2 separate regions of the Homo sapiens genome follow, and region 1 is linked to region 2. A link is a contact called in ENCODE Hi-C data. All regions are on one chromosome and are shown on one strand. The core of a region is the stretch at or near the end of the contact, and the rest is flanking DNA. Distances in the headings are between cores, read along the strand shown.

What was found. Hi-C counts contacts between places; a loop is a spot of excess contacts on that map. Pooled maps may share reads with other maps.
Region 1: a pooled map shows a loop between it and region 2 (2.8-fold over the local background). The contact joins two enhancer-like sites. A Hi-C loop is called at or near these places in 2 of 37 single-sample maps with no recorded cell type and 2 of 50 pooled maps.

What each region holds. Positions count from the first base shown.
Region 1 is chr21:15,000,064-15,006,911 of GRCh38, forward strand. The region is part of intron 3 of NRIP1 (nuclear receptor interacting protein 1); the gene reads right to left. Among named protein-coding and RNA genes, the nearest start is that of NRIP1, 62 kb to the right of the region's middle. RefSeq lists an enhancer at 4,956-5,891. Within about 2 kb of position 5,433, at least 8 of the 41 ENCODE cell types and tissues checked have a DNase peak (open chromatin) inside an H3K27ac peak, as active enhancers do.
Region 2 is chr21:14,683,433-14,690,336 of GRCh38, forward strand. No RefSeq gene overlaps it. Among named protein-coding and RNA genes, the nearest start is that of SAMSN1-AS1, 100 kb to the left of the region's middle. RefSeq lists a silencer at 982-1,091 and enhancers at 3,300-3,349, 3,370-3,469. Within about 2 kb of position 3,464, at least 7 of the 41 ENCODE cell types and tissues checked have a DNase peak (open chromatin) inside an H3K27ac peak, as active enhancers do.

The DNA.
Region 1 (6,848 bases), core at 4,183-6,682, 320 kb after region 2:
GAGGCAATTTGAAGGGAAGAAGAACTCAAAGCACACATTTGGAAGAAGTACACTTTAAGACTCAGTCATTTGAACTACTCTGACTGGAAAACAATTCCATAAACACCATTCAGAGAGATTCCTGTTTCTTCAATACCTAGAGTACTTTCAAAAGAGCAACTCATGTAAAAACTCACTACCATGAACACTGCACAGATTGAAACCACAAATAGCCAAGAGAGAAGAAAGGAATGTATCGGGGTGGGTGAGAGGGGAAGGTGGTTGAGGATTCCTTATTCATGTGTTCAACAAATGTTTATTAAGCAGTTATTATATGCCAGGTACAGTGTTAAGCACTGTGGATACTTTGGTAAACAAAATATAGTCCTTTCCTGTTAAAACAATCTTCCACTCCATCAAAAAATAAATAAATAAGAAAAAAAAAGGAAAATATCAATTTTCTCTACTTGGTAACCTATTTTAACTTCCCCATCTTACTTGGCTAATTATTAACCATGTGCATGCCATGTATTTCTTTTGAGAAAGTGAAAGATTCTAAAATCTTCAAAATTTGTAAAGTAATTACAAAATCAAAAACTGTAAGTAAAAAGAGTTTAAAGAACATGTTTAATTCTGAAAAATAAAATATTCTGATTTTTAGTTCCATAGTTTACTTTTCCTCTACAATTTCTGATATGTTTTTTCAATAGAGAAAAACCCACAAAACTAGGTGTACAAAAATACAGTACAAATAATTTTGATGCCTATATCCAATTGAAACAAAATTTAATAGTCTGAATTTTGTAAGGGAGTTCCAAAGTTCTTTGAAAACATCCCCTTTATAGACAATATGACCTCAAATAGTTCATTTTAATCAATGTTTTTATGTCACAGAGTGATATATTTATTATTAACAGGTGCTTAAAAATGCTTCTTCACTTGGTCATTTTCTATAAAAGTATCTGCAAGCCAGTCTAGACCAATGTCTATAGCTTGTGATTATACAGATCTCCGGAATGTCTTCAGGATGTATAATTACTACATACAGAACACTTATTCACACATTTAAATGGAAGTGAAATGTAATCTAAAAAATGTAAAGCTATATACTAGTTTCAAGAATACAAAAGTAAACAATAGGAAACAACTTTCATTTCATCAGTGTATTAGTATGAGGTATTTTGCTTCCTCTCTCTCCTAAATCAAGTGTTCTGATTGTAATCGAAGGATCAGGATGGGGACAGAAGAGGGAAAAGGGCACCTGCAGTTCACATGTGGCAAGAGGCTTGGACAAGAGGAATTTCTTTTCTCCCCTTGCAGTACAGATTTATACACAACCGAAAAAGTGCAGCTATGACCACATTTTAAGAATGCCTAAAAATGCCCAGGAGTCTAATCCCTATCACAGATATTTTAATCACTTTATAAAATCTTAAAGCATTTATTCCTTTCATATTAAGTAACCTCAAATAACCCAAATTGTACACTACAAGTCTCTATTTGAGTAACAATCACAGAATTAAAAAAAATTATAAGAAATATGCAATTTCCTTTTCTACAACCGAATAAAACAGTATAATGTTTATGCAAATCAAGCTAGCAGAAGAATAAAGTAAACAACACATTTCTTAATTTCTTAATATAGTTCAAGGTGGTGTAGTGGCCACCTCTTTTCTTTTTTTCATGAAAATCTCTTTCCTTTGCACCATGTTATATAGGATCTTTAAGAATATAATGTACTGAAGATAATTTAAAATAATTTTCTAAACTATGTCCATAACCACCTCCATGACTGCTCCCATCTGATGGTTAAAATCTTACAGTACTAGCTTGAATTTCATCTCTGCCTCACATGTTTCAAGCAGGGAAGCAGATTTAGTGCCTCAGAACACTTTACAGGGTTTCATTATCAATCAGGTTATGTTCCCGGTGACGCTTTCAGTAAAATTATCTTATTCAAATGAACTCTCTTGGACTGAAGTAAACAAAGCTGTAGCCCATTGCTCTCACATACTCTCCATTCATTTATTTCCTTTTTCTTTACTTAGACTTACAGCACGTGCCCTAGAAAGAGCGCATGTTGAATATTCCTGGAGTGTCACAATATGCAATACAATAAAACAGATTACGGCCCTACCTTTCTCTCACAGCAGTGGTGCCAAGCACAGGTACACCGGAGTAATCAATTTGTTCTGCAGACCGTAAGGCTTTCATAGAATACTAATGTAAAATCTCTTTTCTTTCTCCTTTGCCTTGACTCCCTAATGCCCAGGTCCCGACCAATACAAGGAGGAGGGCGGTATGTCTTCTGCTGAGATAACCACAACTACTAATCAAGTATACGTGTACAAGGGCACAGGATTAAACCTCCACCAAGCTTGAGTCAGGGTTTGAGAGCAGCTAAACACATGCACAGCATGGTCAAAATTAAACACACACACACACACGCACCCACGCACACACACGTGCCATGAAAATACAGATGTGTCTACTTCGGTGAACTAATTCATCACACTTTACCATGCCTCGTTTTTTTAATCTCAGGGGCATAAAATTACCTCCTGTTGAACTGAGGACTTAGATTCAACAGTGCCCAACAATTGTTTTTCCAGAAACGAGAATCATGATCAGTCTTCTTTGTACTCAACTGTTAACCATTTTTAAAACTAGGCATTTTTCTTAATTGTACTATCCAGCGCAGTTTTACATGAATTTATCATTTCAGGTATTAACATAGGGTTAATAGACTCTGCATGGATTCTTCAGATTTTACACTTAAAAATATATTGTAATAGCTCAAGTCTACTTTACCAAGAAAAGTATGTGCATTACCAGTAATAAGACATACAAAAGATTTTCATGTATCTTGAAGTATTTACATTATGAATAATCCCAAGCTATTTGAAAAATATTTTCAGGTCTCAACAATTATTTAAAAAGCACCTTTAACACTTCATAATTATGGCATCACGGTGGTATGGTTAATCTTATAAATCTAGAGTTCTGGTGTTCTTTTCAATTAGACATTTTCACTTGGCTTATTTTTCTTTTATTCAAAATATGAAAAGGTATGCCAGTCATTGAGTAGGCGAATGACAGAAGTTGTTAAATATTTTTTAACAACATACATTGCCACATTTTAATTTGCCTGCCTTAATTTTCAAATAACTCTTGAAAAGTATTGATAGTTAAGGGGCTGCAAACTAGGCAAAAATTAAGAACAAAATACTCAAAATAACTGAAGAAACTTATTAGGAGGCATCCTAAGCCGTTCTGTTTTCATGTAAACAACTGCTTTAACACTGCTAAAATACATGTGTCTCATTTTGCACTTTTTCTATTTCTTAAAAAAAATCAGTAGGAACAATTAAGAAATACTAGGGACTCAATGAAGTATTGCAATAATGTTTAATCGATACTGATGCATTTGTCCTTGACACACTGACCATGTCATCAGGCTACTGTCATCTTATATCATGTCATTTCTCCACCTGGCTCATGACCTTGTCCTCTAAATGACCTAAAGCTTCCCTCAAGTAGCAGGAGGCCCCTCCCCGCTGTCTCAGCAAGGTCGAACGGGTCAGCGTGTCCTCATCTATAATCCACCACCATTTGTCAGCAGGGAGGCTGGAGGAGGCAGGCTTGCTACAAGGGGAGAATGCCCAATTAGGCAGCTGTCACACAAAGCATAGGCTGCAAAATTATCCCCTGTCAAAAGAAAGAGCAGCTGCGGGTGCCAATTACAGCAACCTTTCAACCCTTTAGGTACTGGAAACTACACAGAAGTAAATGAAGAACAATTAGTGATAACAAATCGATGAATTAGGACAGTAAATTAGAAATTACTAGCAGGTGAGCTTGGGTCATACATGACATTTAGGGCACACCAGACTCCAGGCAAGGGCAGGATGCAATGAATCACACTAACCATTTCCTCACATATAGATTTCCCCTCCAATATTTTCTTTTTGCAAACCTGAGATCTTTAAAATACCCATACCTAAAAATATGTATCTTAATATACACACCTTTTCATTTCATGGACCCCCAAAATTGTTTCTCAATAGGAGAAAAATCCTTCAGAATAATAAGTCTAGTTCATTCTAACTTGTTTTCACACAGTCCAACATGTTATCCCCTCAAACAAATTTCTTAAGTGTCGCCCACAAAATCCAAAATATCAGTTTAAATCATCACACTTAAAATATTGTACTTGTCCTGATTCTACTTCAGTCAAAAAGCAACTGGGTATAAATTCTGAGAAAACTGCTTTGCTAATATCATAATGTTGAAGGTAACTTTCTCTACACAATGTCATTTTGTGGATAAAAAAATAACTGCCATGTGTGCTTCTATACATAATACACATAAAGAAAATATCAACCACAAAATTACTCTCTTAGATTGTTCTGCTCCAATCCTGCAGAGGTGATATACATTAAGTCTCAAGCACAGAAAGCCAATGCACTTGGACTTTGTCCAACTAATTTATTTGGTAGTTAACATTCGCAGGCAGTGAAGGAGGAACATGGGGAAACAAGCCCCACCAAGGGGAGCAGATCCAATATGGCTACCGAGTGTTCATGGACATGGTTTCATTGTGCCTTAAAATGTCATGCATGTTCAGAAACAACTTTCTTAAAGTCCATTTTTAACTAAGATTAATTTTTTTTCCATAGAAAAAAGATGGTCTTCCTACATCAGTTCTTTGAAAGTTGAGAAACCTGAATGATACGTGCTGTTATTTCTAAAGAGGCAGGAGAAAATTGCTTAACTAGACTTCTAAATCACAAATGGATAAAAGTGAGGAAGAGAGAAGGTGAGGCAATAAAGAAGCACTTTACTCACCCACCTCCAACACATTATAAATAAATCACAGTTGCCAGAGGGAAAAGTGTGTAACTCCTAGTTCCTAAGTCCAGCCATGTGATAATGTTTCTAGGAGATAGATGTCATGGGGAGAAAACTTCTCCATGAAAAGTTTATCTGAGAATTTGATTTATAAATTATATTTCATCATTTAAAAACTGGGCATTTATAAATTCTCTTAAGTTTAGAATGCAACCCTCTAAAGTCAGACATAAGGAATTCAAAGCAATGACAAATAGATAGGAATGAAGGAGTTAATGCCTTTAGAATTCAGCTTCCATCATACATGGGTGACTATCTCTTTAAATAATTTAAATCCTCTCCATCAACTACAAAGCTGTTTTGAAGCCATTTAGCTTTGTTCTTTACATGTGTTCTAATTAAGAGATGACCTTGTCATCACACACACCAGAAATCCGGGATTATTTCCTACAGCAAAAATTCACAGAGCCCCCCAAAGAAGAAAAAGGGGGGTAAAAAAGTCTTCTTCCTCAGTTCCTCACTAAAGGAAGTTGTTGGTTGGTTGAACGCTGAGGCAGTTTCACCGCATAATTTTTTTGTTGTTGTTGAATGTCACAGGGCGGGTTAGTGTGACCTTGAGCTGCATCAGCAGCACAGCAAGGGTCGAGATGCCTGCAGGCGCCCTTGTACTGGATTTGCAAGACAAAAACCTTCAAACTGGCTGAAGGACATCTTAAATCTCTTCAAAGGTTTTCCGAACTAATCTGGGCTGCTCTTAGCAGGATCTGTGCCAGTGTGAGAAGCAAAATTAAAAACAAGGTCTTTGACAGGATGTTGTCTCCTCTTAACCCTTCCCAAGCAGAATAGAACAAACCACCAGCATTCTGGAGAGAGGGTTTACCTAGAAGCATTCTTTTATAACAAATTATGTAAGCAGACAATCACAAAGAATGGGGCAGTTATTAGTTCTCAAAAGTAAACAACCCTTCCATTGTGCTTATTAAAGAATTCAGGTCGAATTCTTTCTTGACTATATTTCAGTGTAGTGAATGTAAAACTTAAAGCTCTATTTGTATCTTTCAGATTTGTAGCACAGTCACAGGTTAAGACTAAAAAATATTTCCATCAATATTTATCTCTAGAATTTTCATTTTTAAAAAAAAATACATGGTTTTAGTTGGTTAAGTCACAAACTTCACGCATACTGCATATAGCTTACTAAAATTACAGGTAAGGAAAATTACATTATAGCATGTTTACTAAATTTCTTATTCCCAACATGATGAATACATTCTTAAGACGGAAAAAAAAAATCATTAGAATAGTGAGTAACACAAGTAAAACAAGGTAAAGCAATCTCGGTCTTGTTATAAAAACATCAGCATGACATTTGATGTTTTAGCATTACCAGTGCATGGGCCAAAAGAGAAAGTATTAATGCCAGTAGAGGGTGTTTGATTCTTCCCTGGCAATGCTCTCAAAATTTAATTTAGTAGCTAAAGTAGGCAAATGTTTAAATCATTACTCTAGAACAACAAAAGGAAAAAGGTGAATAAAATAGTCCTGGCTTTCAAGAAATAAATAGTCTGGTGGAACAAACAGCTGTAATGCTTAAATCACAATATATGCTAAAATCAGTGTGTCTCCATCTATAACATGCTGGTTTGTCATCATCAGATATAAGGTATGTCATGATTAGTTCTAAAGAGTATTTAGTGTAAGTATTTAGTGTTAAGTACAGAATTTAATAAGGTCTAAGAGGTTGCAAATTATTCCCTTTTAAAAAAACAGACTAAATAAATTCAAGATAACTTGGGTGATAACCACACTTTCACTCACTTGGATTCAGGTATGTTTTCCTGAACAGGACAGGAAAAGGACAGAGTAATAACACCTAGTGAGTAAATAAGACCCGAGAGTGCACAGTGCCGGTGATTTTCTTCCTTAGTCTCTGTGCCAAAGGAGAGAGAGTATATACTGTGCTAAATGCAATGACTGAAATATGTAAAAAGTGCTCTAGGAACACAGATAGGCTGTAA
Region 2 (6,904 bases), core at 2,214-4,713:
AGGCCCACATCAGACACCAACTCTGCTGGCACCTTGATCTTGGACCTCCCAGTCTCCAGAACCATGAGCAATAATTTCTGTTGTTTATAAATTACCCAGTCTAAGGCGTTTTGTTATAGTAGCCTGAATGGAGAAAGCAAAAGAGGAAAGGAGAGAGAGACAGAGAGAGAAAGAGAGGAGAGAAGAAGGAAGGAAGGAAAGAAGAAAGGAAGAAAGGAAGGTAGGAAGGAGGGAAGGAAGGAAGGCAGGGAGGGAGGGAGGGAAGGGAAGGGGAAAAAAACAAACAAGCGAGAGGGAGGGAGGCAGGGAGGAAGAAAGGAAGGAGAGAAGGAAGGAGGGTAGGGGAGAGGAATCTATTTCTTTTCTTTGTTTTTTGAGACAGAGTCTCAGTCACTCTGTCACCCAGGCTGGAGTGCAGTGACATGATCTCCACTCACTGCAAACTCTGCCTCCTGGGTTCAAGCAATTCTTATGCCTCAGCCTCCCGAGTAGCTAGGATTATAGCTGCATGTCACCACACCCAGCTAATTTTTGTATTTTTAGTAGAGACGAGGTTTTACCATGTTAGCCAGGCTCGTCTTGAATTCCTGACCACAGGTGATCTGCCCTCCTAGGCCTCCCAAAGTGCTGAGATTCCAGGCATGAGCCACCGTGCCCGGCTGGGAGGAATCAATCTCTTAAATGTAGCAAGGGCCTTTTGAAATCTAAATAAAACACAAAAGGGCAAAACATTGACTAGCCGAACACTGGTCTTCTGACCCATCTGGGGTCTCAGCCTGGGCTACACTGAGCTACTTCTTGTGGTGCCTTGAAGTCAGTTAATTTCACTTCCTGTTTTCTGGGCCACTTCACCTCTCCACTATATCCAATTAATCAATACTTTCTAGTAATACCACATCGAATAATAAAACTCACATCAGAAGCCACCATCACTCCCACCTCATTTTTAATGGCCCATGCCTTATTGACCAGCTCTGTAATTACTTACCAGGCTCACTGCATGCCATTTACTTTAGCACCAACAAACTCATTCCCTTGCTGACCGGTGTGGATATGCCACTCCCCTACCTAAGTCAGTGCTTTTTCTTCATCTAAAGTACCATATGTTAATCTGGAGTTTGAGTCTTGAAATACCTTCTAAAATCTATATACATTTGGGTTTTTCTGCATCAGTGCTTATTTTTCTTGGTTGACAATGCACTGCGTCCTTCATATTCTAAAACAGGCCTGGAATTCATTCAAGATGAATATCTTCAGAACAAAGCCAAAGACTTTAGCATAGACTGCAAGAATTATTTTTGAGATAAAGTTTCAATCTTGTTGCCCAGGCTGGAGTGCAGTGGCACGATCTCGGGCTGCCCGGGTTCAAGCAATTCTCCTACCTCAGCCCCCAGAGTAGCTGGGACTGCAGGTGTGCGCCACCACGCCCGGCTAATTTTTGTATTTTTAGTAGAGACGGGGTTTCACCATGTTGGCCAGAATGGTCTCAAACTCCTGACCTTGTGATCTGCCCACCTTGGCCTCCAAACGTGCTGGGATTACAGGCATGAGCCACTGCGTACAGTCAACTGCAAGACTTTCTATGATCTAACCCCAAAAGACCTCTGCCATTCCAGGGTCACCATCTGCCCCAAACACTTAATGCCCAGCCATATCATACTCCTTTTAAGGTCCTCTAACTGCACCAACTTTCTAACTTTTCCATGTTTTTGCACATGTTGCTTCTCCTTGTATTTTGGACTCTTCACCATCATTTATTGTCCAACTTCAACTCCCTTTTCAAAATCAAATTAGAAGTCACTTTTTCTGTGAAAGTTTCTCAGCCTCCACTATGCTAATATGCAGTTGATAGCTTTATCTTAGTTTGCTGTGGTACCTGGGCATATCTCTATCATGACAATTTTCAAATAATATTGTAGGTGTGTATGCAGCTGGCCCACTTTGAAGAGTGGGCTACCAGAAAAAAGAAGTTGTATTTTATTCTTGTTGGTAATCTCAGAGTCCAGCAGTATCTAACACTTAGTAAGTGCTCAGTCAAACTTTGATGAGGCAAAGAGCATAAAGTCAGCTGAGCAAGAAGACAGAGACTTTTGATGGAAACAGAAAACTTCAGGGCCATATTTCACTCATGAAAACCATCCCCAGGGCAATAACTAATTAATAGCAGGCATTTGGTAGAGGCGTGTTGCTGAGAGTGAACCCCTTTAAAAATCGAAATGATAGAAAGTTTTTAGTTACATTATGCACTGACAAATTACTTGAGCAAAAGCTGAGAACTAACTGTCTGCTTATAGCAAAAGGAACTTGAAATAAGGAAGTGACATCCCAGGGTGCAATCACATGTTACTTAAGAAATTCAGCAGAATTTTAGCAGTAGAAAAATTTAGCAATTGAAACCAACCCTGAATAGAATTCTTTTCTTAGTTCCAATTGGCTATGTATAACCATTTACTCACAAGGCAAAATTGGAAATTAATATTAGAAATACCTATCATTCCATTTATAGTAAATAATTATGCTGGATTTTACTATATATTGAGTTGCAGATACAGTTGTTCCCAATCCATAATTATGCTTCGTTTTTTTGTTTTTTGAGACGGGGTCTCGCTCTGTCACCATGCTGAGAGTGCAGTGGTGTGATCTCGGCTCACTGCAACCTCCGCCTCCTGGGTTCAAGCGATTCTTGTGCCTCAGCCTCCTGAGTAGCTGGGATTACAGGCATGCACCACCACACTCAGCTAATTTTTGTATTTTTAGTAGAGATAGGGTTTCACCATGTTGGCCAGGATGGTCTCGATTTCCTGACCTTGTGATCTGCCCACCTCAGCCTCCCAATGTGCTGAGATTACAGGTGTGACATAATTATTCTTAATTAACCATTTTGTTGTTTGTGGTCTTATAAAATCTTTAGTTAAAAGAAAACCTGACTGTCACAATCAAGGTTCCAGGCCCCGGAATGAGGGACGCCAGATGAGAAACGAGACTTAGTGATGATTTCTATAACAACATTTATCCCAACCACACATTACATTTGTAATCTCTTAGACCTTGTAAAGGGGATTTTATTAAAACTACAAAAAGTAAACGTATATGGATCTAAATAATTAAGACAGAGAAGATAAAGTTAGCATCTGAGGCTGCAGGTAGGATGGATTTCAGCTGAGCTGGAACTAGAGCAGAAGCAACCTGTGAGAAGGGTTATAGACAGACGTGCGAAAGAAGGTGTTTAAGAAGTGTTGCAACTTTCATTTTCACATTCTCAATGTTCTCACTCTGGTTTTTGTGTGACCCCAGACTGATATGTCTTCCAAAGCAGTACCCAATGGCTGGAATTCGTGTACATTATCATTTATTATTTTAAATGTTTTCAGAGTTATTGTGATCTCTTCTGCCACACCAAATTTATGCAGAGTCCTTGGCAAAGAATGTAGTGGACTTGCCCACATTCCACTCCATTCCCTGTCCTCTGACCTTCAGCACAGACCACAGAACAATGGTTGAGAACGCAGACTATGGGAGCCAGACTGTCTGGTTTCCGGTGTCCGTGACCATGAGCAGACTGTGTGCTTTGCATTCTTCCATCTGTCTAATGGGGACAATAATAGTTCCTCCCAGGCTTGTTATAAAAATGAATAGTTACTGTCAACTCTAAGCAAAGCTCTTAGATCAGTTCCTGGAGCATCACAAGGCCCTGTATGTGCTTGCAAAATAAATAAATAGCTCCACTTTGGGCAGGTAAAGTGAAGTGTTGAGTAAATTGTTTCTTCATAGTGAATAAAGAAACGGTTATGGAATGCCCAGCATAAGCCTTAAACACATCCACTCTTCCCCCTGGGTGAAGCCAACAATGATACTAGGGGGATAGTTATCATTCCTGCCTGCAACCCAGAACTGAGGAAAGAGGACCAGGAAGAATATCAGGGCTCCTATAACCTTACCCTTTATTTTTGCAAATAAAGGAACTGAAAGAGTTTAAAGAATTTGCTGAAAGCCACACCACATATTTAGTGTGAGTCACAAACCCATTTCTTGTGACTATCAGCTTAGCTCTCTCCATTATACTCATGTCATTAGAGTGGTTATGACAGGAAAGCAGAAGAAAGGCCAGGAGTCCAGGGGTTCCTTGATGAAACACCATGGAGATGTAACAGGCAAAGAAAGAAGATGGGGCCCCAAAATATAACTTTCTCTACCAGTTCTGCCAGAACTTCTCAGACTGGCTTAAGCAAATAACTTTGCACAATTTTTTCATCAGCTAAGAGAACAGTTTATGAATGCCTTAAATAAATTTGACTATTTTTTAGCTTAATTGATAAGAAAATGCATTTCCATTTACAGAAACTAAAAGTAACCTACTTGAAAACTCAGTCCTCAAGCTTTAGAGTTTGCGTGCACTCTGTAGGAATGCATAACTGTAGGAATGGGGTTATGATTTGCCTTTGGGAATTCTTGAAGTGAGTCTGTTTACTCTTGTATTTCAGCACCTAGCCCAGTGCACAGCATTCAGTGAATATTTCTGATTTCCTATTTTAGTGTATATCAGCGGCCCTCAAACTTTACTGAACATGAGAATCACTTGGCAGAGCTTGTTAAAAAAAGGTGGATTCCCTCAATACAACCCCTAGAGGAGAATGGCCCAGCAGGCCTGTGGGGCATTTTTAACAAGGTGCTCTTGATTCTGAGGGAGGCAGTCTTACATAATGCTCAAATTGGAAATATAAATAATAAGCTCATATCAATTTGTCACCTTTAGAATTTGAACCAAAATTTCCCCCACCTACACATGCCTCACAAAGCTATGTTATAGGTGCTCTCTAACTCACACGCCTCAGGGATCCCATCAGCACCATGTTTTTTTCTAGCCAGAATTCTAATGAAATGTAAGAGTAGTATTCTCCTCATGCAAAACTTAATTCTGTCAACTCTTTCTCAATATTTGGTTATTTTTGTTAGTGAGGCTTAATTGCAGAGAGCTGTTTAGAGAAATGTTGAAGGGCTAAATTTGACATTTTCAGCACAATGGAAGATTTTTGACCTCCTGGACTAGAGACTTAGTCAATATATCTTCAAGTCTATCCTTTTGCTTGTTTTCAAATACTATAAATTAGGACAATGATCTCAGAGTAGGGCTCACATCATGAGAGGCAAGGTGACTGCGGAGCAATTATATGACTGATACTAGCCTTTGAGGACAGGTTTCCACCAGAAGGTTGTCTGGAGTCAGTATGAGACATTCTGAAAACAAGTGATGTTTCACATGCCCACAGATACACATTTAGGCCCGAATTCTCCATATTCAAAGGTCTACGGGGTTCCAGTGCTCACCTCTGGGGGCTTTTTTGTTAGTAGATTTGGCTCTCATAACAAGTGACAAGATTATGGCTGACACTCAAGTCTCTGGCTTATGTGGAAAATGTCATTATTTACAATTTTCCTCCTTTGGAAATATTAAAGAAAATACGTTTGGTGGTTTAATTATCATCAAAAAGTAATTGAGGGAGACTGGGTACATAGAACTATAGTAGGAGTTAGAAAGTGTAAATTAATCTATAGAAAAGTGATAGCTCTAGAAGGCTATGCTATAAACAAAGTAACAGACACACTGGCCACTGACAAGTTAAATAAGAAAGAACCTAACATGAATGTAAGTACAGAGTCAAGTATCTGTTGAGTGGATGGACGCAAAGGAATTTGTGGATTTACTACTTTCCTTACACCCTCTACACTTTCCAAAGCGTGACCTGGCACACTTGAATAGATTCACTGTGTGCTGAAAGAGACCACTCTTATTGCTATTTCAAGGGAAATATTTTAAGACTTGAGATATTATAGAAACCTGAACAAATAGAAAATGGAAAAAAATAATCGGAGAACAAAGTAATACAGTCTGCCCAGGCTTGAGTGAAAATCAAAGTAGCATGGTGTATTAGTCCGTTCTCATGTTGCTAGTAAAGTCATACCTGAGACTGGGTAATTTATAAATGAAAGGGGTTTAATGGACTCACAGTTCCACATGGCTGGGGAGGCCTCACAATTATGGCAGAAGGCGAAGGAAGAACAAAGGCTTATCTGACATGGCAGCAGGCAAGAGAGGGTGTGCAGGGGAACTGCCCTTTATAAATTTGATCTCCTGAGACTTATTCACTACCACAAGAGCAGCATGAGAAAAACCCACCCCATGATTCAATTACCTCCCACCAGGTCCCTCCCACAACACATGGGGATTATGGGAGCTACAATCCAAGATGAGATTTGGGTGGGGACACAGCCAAGCCATATCGCATGGTATTCATTGATATGTAAATGGAACCAATAATCAACTAACAATGATAAGCCTTGTACTGAGAAAATGACAAAGAAGAAGTATATAGGGCCCCTGTTTTTAAGAAACTTACAAACGATTGGTAGTGAAGACAACATAAATGCATATAGATTACAAAAGTGTCAGAAACAGGTATGTGCACATAACATAGGACAGTGGCAATAAAGTTCTAAAAATTAAACAAAGTTTGGACAGAGATAAACGGCCTGGTTTCATGGAAAGGGGTGTGGGCGATGTTTTAAGTGAGGGCAGTGGCAAATCTTAAAGTAGGAAAATAATAAGGCAAGCAGGATGGCATAGTTTATGCCTGGCTGCAGACGGGAGGTGAGAGTGATGTGCAACACAAAATAAGAACAGCAAGGTACGGGATGAACAAAGAAAGAGAGTCAGAACATTTTATTTTGATGCAAATTAAAACTAAGAATTCTTTTCAAGTTATTTAAAGACAGTGACATAATCAAAAGGATGATTGCAGAGGATCATTCCTTCTACTTATAATTGGAGGAGGAGAAGGAAAAAAAAGAGTTGAGTTCTGCTGACGTTTTTAATCCATTAATTTTAAGGCATCCACAAAGGACAAAG